Linked DNA regions of Homo sapiens: region 2 is linked to region 1. A link is a loop called in an ENCODE intact Hi-C map of the cell type or tissue named here. Cell type or tissue: dorsolateral prefrontal cortex. All regions are shown on one strand. Each heading gives the region's core, and the rest is flanking DNA. Links, peaks and the distances in the headings are about the cores only. Region 1 overlaps LRRC4C (leucine rich repeat containing 4C). Region 2 overlaps LRRC4C (leucine rich repeat containing 4C).

Region 1 (2,925 bases), core at 294-2,793:
CCAGGCTGATAACTGCAGTGAAAGTGCTGACCTCTCTTTTTCACAAAGTAGCTTATACTATGCCAAGATAAGCAATTTAGGTAAAAGGCAGAAGAAAGATGAGAATTGGGTAAAAGTTACAGATCCACTCCCTTCCAACTAGATTGCACTTTTCATTCACTTTGGACCTAACATATATGGGCTGCTTTATGGTGGCAATAATATTTTTATGTGACTATGACCTGTCTGTGCCTTAGTCAGCAATATGGACTTGTGATGAGTACACCCTGAGCTATTTAGTAGGTTGATATATAGTCTGCTCATGCTTAATATGCAGAAATTGCTTTTTAATATAAATCAAGATGACTGTGTTTTTTTCTTTGTAATCCATATCTCAACTTCTGTGTTACTAGTAAATGGTGTTCTCAGCTCTGCACATTTGTTTTTAAAGAGCTACATATTAAGCACTTACTTCATACTAGAATCTGTGTTAGGAGACACATTTGTCAGGACAGTCTGAACTCCGCTGTGATAATATATAAACCTTGAAGTCTTGGTGGATTAACACGACAAACATTTATTTTTCTGTGTATGCAGAGTCTACTGTGGGCCTTGCTGTTCTCCAGGGCAGCTCCCTCTCAAGTCCTGTGTCAAGGGGCTAATCTGCTTCTATGTTAATGGCTTTGCCATTCCAACATGTGGCTTCCATATTGCTATTACAGGGAAAAAGAGAGCTGGGGGAGGGGGGTGCCTCAGGGACCTTTTTTCTGCCTTTCCCTAGAAGCGACACACTATATTCTGTTCATAATCCTTTTGTCAAAACAAGTCATCTGGCCCCACCTAACTGTGAAGGTGGTGGTGAGGAGGGTGCTGGAATGTATAGGTTTCTCTATGCCCATGAAATAAAGAATTAACAGATACCAGTTAGTTCTACTGATATATCATAAGCTCTTGGAAGAACAAAGATTGAATCTTTAAAAGTTATTTGCTTCCATGGGAACTATGCAGTCATATGAGGAAAATAATAATTACAGAGGAGTAGTTAGGGCTATATTACAATTTGATAGGACCTATAGCTCCTTAAGCCAGCAGCTGCTGTTCTCTTTAGAGAGTTCCTTTTTCATCTGAAATAATTGACTTGAGACTTAAAAACGTCTGTCTTTTGTGTTCATGCTGTTTGCTTTGTTTTCTTAAATATTAGAGGTCAAAATATGTTTAGAAACCAAATCTGGGTCTTAGAGCTTTTTTCCTGGAGCAGTGGCCTTGTGGTAGCTGTTTTTTTTTTTCATAGGCTGAAGAGGATTTTCCATGCCCACTGTGAGCCGTGACTGGCAGAATGAAGCTGCGCACCCTGGTAGCTCTTTCTCTGTTGGGCACTTGTTCTTTATAATGTCTCAGCATTTATTACTGGCCTGGGCAAATATTGAGATAGAGTTCTGGCACTGGCCATATAAAGCAGCAAAGCATAGGCAATTGAGTAAAAATAAGAATACAAATAATAATAATAATAAGGCCATGCAAATATATTTAGGTTTGAGAGAATGAACAGATCCATGGAATTGGGTTGAAGATTGTATCACACTAGAGATTCTAGATATTTTCTTCTTGGGTTTGGTACATATGTTTCTGTTAATACTTTTGTATTAAAAGATAATTGGTAAAGAGCTACACAATTAATGAGTGTCATGTTGATATGTATGGAGGGAAGAATAAAACCTGAACCATTTTTTGAAAGTTTTTCTTATAGTGAAAACACTTTTCACGACTTGTATCTTATTTATAACTGGAATATGCCTTATCCATACACTTAGGTATTTGAGCTTTTACTGTCAAATATTTTCTTTCAACAATTTGTCACTGTGCCTTGATTCTCAACTCCCATCGACTTTAAGGTTATATCCATATAATAAGTTTGCTTTGACATTTAGACACATATTATGACCTCTAAGTAAATGTTTTCAGTAAATCTGGAGAGGAAGTATGATAGTTTCTGGAAATTTGAAGATAAACTAGAAAAGTAATCTGTGAAAATTACACAAATAATAGTTATGCTAATAATATAATCAAAAACATTAATTGGGCATTCATTATAATCCAGCTATTGGGCTAAATGTTTTACAAGCATATTTTTGTTTAATCTGCATAATTGTGTGAGACAAGGACTATTATATCTGTCTGATCTTTCAAAGTTAGCCAAGAATTGTCCTGCCACAAGATAGTTAAATGATTTCTAAATGTGTGGATAATCCACAAAACCAAATTATAACTAAGGAAATTGCTGCTTAAATTCTGTTTTTTAACTTGCATGAAGATAGTCTATTTTAACAAAAGTGCTGCAATCAGGGTAATTGGAAACAGAGATAAAGCAGTGGAAATGTGTTTAGTTTTCATCCAAAAGTATCCAAAGAAAAAATCTGCTACTTAGTACGGTGGTTCTCAATGGGGAGAAACCTTGTGTCTCTACCTATAGGGCATTGGGCAAAGTCTAAAAAAAGTTTTGATTTTAGGCTTTTGATTTTAGACTGGCACCTTATGGATAGAAACTAGGGATGTGCTAAACACCCTCTAATGCACAGTGTAGCCCCTACAAGTAAGGTTTTTTGTTTGTTTTAAGACAGGGTTTCTCTCTGTTGGCCAGGCTGGAGTGCAGTGGCACAGTCATGGCTCGCTGCAGCCTTGACCTCCTGGGCTCAAGTGATCCTCCCATCTCAGCCTCCTAACTAGCTGGGACCACATGCGTGTGCCAACATATCTGGCCAATTTTCAAAATTTTTTGGTAGAGATGGGGTCTCACTATGTCACCCAGGCTGCTCTAGAACTCCTAGGCTCCAGTGATCTTCTTACCTTTGCCTCCCAAAATGCTGGGATTGCAGACATGAGCCTGGTCTGAGTTTTATCCATTCCAAATAGTCAGTAGCACTGAGGTAGAGCTTGTGTAAAACATCC
Region 2 (2,925 bases), core at 248-2,747, 110 kb after region 1:
GTTCATAAATGATTTGAAACCCATTAATAAACTTCTTAGGAACCCATGATGGTACTGTACAATTTCATGGAAAAGGAAATAATAATCAAATACGGATATTGATGAAAAATAAAACTAAGAGAACTTAATTGTATGATTCAAATTGTTTTAGTGTTATATTATTATAGTTGACGCATCAACCATTCTCCATATACGGACTTTAACTGTCATCAGTGCTAGACGAATAATGGAAACAATGAAGACAATAACAAATATTCCTACAGTATTGATTATGTACAAGACACTGTTCTAAAGCTTTCTATATTAACTCATTTATCCTCACAATAATAGAGTCCAAAATCACAACACTCAATCCCCAGGCAGTTTCACGGAAGGGTACTACAAAAATTTGTGTCTCTGATTTTTAAGTCTCTATGTACTATTAGTGTCTGCTTAGTTGTGTAAGCAGCTAGAAATCTGCAACAATCAACCTTTTCTTGAGGCCACATATTTATTCCTATATTGAGCATACATAATATACAAGATACTCTGGATGTAATATTTAGGATACAGGTTACTGCTGCTAAGGATAGATTTTTACCCTAAACCGTCATTTTCAATCCCCTATTTACATGCTGATTTTTGGTAATTTACTTCTTCACAATCTTAATATATAAATTTTCATTTGTTTATATGGAGGGTGACAAGGAGTAATTATTGAGCCCTCTCTTTGCCATTTAAACTAAGTTTTATACCTTTTCTATCTTTTTGGTTCACATATAAGTCTTAGCAATGGACTTCAATACATTATGTTTTTATAAAATTAGTTTATCAATTTGGCTGCTGACTATGAATTAAAATATGTGACACATTTCCGTAATTCAATTCAGCTAATATTTATTGAATGCCTAAATATCAACCAGTTTCTGTCTTTGAGAAAACTTATGAAGAAATAGGTTGAACACATTCCCAAACATTTACATGCAAACGTGGATTTGGTAAGTGTTATAGTCTTGGCTTTACGGACAATTTAGGGAAAGGATGGATTTATACTGATCAATAAGGCTGATGACAGCCTAGTAGAAAGAGCCATTGTAAAATTGGCTCTGACTGGGTACAATTTTGATTTAAAAAAAAATCAGAGTAGGTAATTTCAATCTAAAGTAAGAAGGAGCAAGTCCCCAAAGAGGAAAAGTAGAGGGAGTATTTTTAGAGTCGGAACACACTGCAGCCTAGACTGTATTAAGAACAGTGGGAGATACAACTGGGAAAGCAGAATGGCACAGCACTATGGAGGGGCTTACATGTCACACAAAGGCAGTGGTTTTCAAAGAGGACAGTTTTGCCCCCCAGGGGACATTTGGCAGTGTCTGGAGACACTGTAGATTGTCACAACTGAGGTTGCTACTGGCATCTAGTGGGTAGAGGCAGTAAGGGATTTAGGCTTAATTCTGTAGGCACTGGGGAACTATTGATGGGCTATGCTTTCTTGCACTGTGATTGTCTAGGCTCCCATGTGTTGTTACACTAAGTCTGCAAAATGTTGCTTTGAAAATCTCCTATGGGAAAAATATGAAAAGAAAAGACCACTTGTGGAGATAAGGAATAACATGTATTAATCATTAAATGGCCCTTGAACTTGAAGAAAAAAGAAAAAAAACAGGAAGAAAAAAAGAAGCAACAGTTTCATGCATTGTGGGGCTCCAGACTTAAAATATTAGCACAAAGGAGAATGTAGGCATTGTTACAAACAGGCATATTTCTAATCATTGGAGCATTCTGATTTCATTACCTGGAGAGTGAAATATCTAGCAGTACATGGAGCTCGAGATTTTAAATATTTTTCTCTGGTTATACATTTCACTAAAGCAAATTGCTGTCAAAAACATAAACATACCCCCAAACACCTCAAATTCCACCCTATAATTTGAGAAACAAGTTGGTCATCTATATTTTACATTTTCTTAAATAATTAATATCAAAAAGTGAATAAGATCGAAAGGATTCATAAACAGCCAGAAACCTCATGCCAGGTACACTTATCTCTCCAGCATCATGAGAGTGTAAACAGGCAGGAAAAAAAACAAATTATTTTTATTTTTAGCCCTGCCAAGCTGTGACTCTATCCCTGGGTCGGATTTTTTAGCATGAAGTAGATTTGACTTTTTGTTGCTAAGACAAGGTTTGGAGCCGCCATAGCCTTCCCCAGTCCCTTGCCTATTCTATCTTGTTGCTTTAGATTGTGATAGTAGAATTAGAAGATCTTTTCCACCCATGGATTTTTAAATAAATGGTTCAAATGAGTCTCTGTAGCAGGCATGTGGTGGTCAAGAAGCCCCTCCATTTTAAAGTCATTTGCTGACTCTAGGAATTCTCTTCTCTGTTATAAAGTGTTCTGATCCAATGCAGTGACCTGAAAGCTAATCCAGTCCTCCCTAGTTCTGGAGTACATGTAGGTGGGAAGAAGCAAATCATGAAAACAACTAGGCATCCTCTTAGGCAGAAATTTTCAAGGCAATCATGTTATTTTAGGCACATACAGCAGAGGGCATTGTTTGGTCAAACATAAAACAGGGCTGCTACTGATAATAATAGACAGAGAAAAAGAAATAGGGAAATCTCCCCGACTTTATCACCTACCCCATCCCCCTCAAAAAAACATGCAAAGAGACAGTGAGATGATCTTTAAATCACTGTTCTTCTCAGCTCTTTGTAGGAGAAACTTCTATGAAAATAACTACAAACTGGAAAACATTATTCCAAAAATCAATGAAATTCCTGCTATGTGAATGGGGTTCTACTAGGTGTTAGGGATCAATAAGTGAGTATGACATCCTATGGGTCCTTAGTGCGTTTACAGCCTTGACTTAATGAGTTTTCAACCTGCTTCTGTCTGCGTGGGGCACTCATTCATTCATTCATGCATTTAACAAACACTCCATGAGT

What was found. Peaks named below come from ENCODE experiments on the same cell type or tissue, not always from the same donor. Only the 100,000 strongest peaks of a DNase experiment are listed, where the experiment ranks them.
Region 2: a loop joins it to region 1, with 2.2 times the contacts of the local background. A loop is called at or near these places in 2 of 110 quality-filtered maps.

Annotation. Positions count from the first base shown.
Region 1 is chr11:40,234,436-40,237,360 of GRCh38, reverse strand. All of the region lies in intron 5 of LRRC4C (leucine rich repeat containing 4C), which reads left to right. Among named protein-coding and RNA genes, the nearest start is that of LRRC4C, 1.2 Mb to the left of the region's middle. In dorsolateral prefrontal cortex, for the core only: no CTCF peak of the experiment used is centred there; a DNase peak (open chromatin) is centred at 1,325; H3K27ac peaks cover 1,138 bases.
Region 2 is chr11:40,129,069-40,131,993 of GRCh38, reverse strand. All of the region lies in intron 6 of LRRC4C (leucine rich repeat containing 4C), which reads left to right. Among named protein-coding and RNA genes, the nearest start is that of LRRC4C, 1.3 Mb to the left of the region's middle. In dorsolateral prefrontal cortex, for the core only: CTCF peaks have their summits at 1,170, 1,369 (motif pointing left), 2,309 and 2,517 (motif pointing right); a DNase peak (open chromatin) is centred at 1,373; H3K27ac peaks cover 906 bases.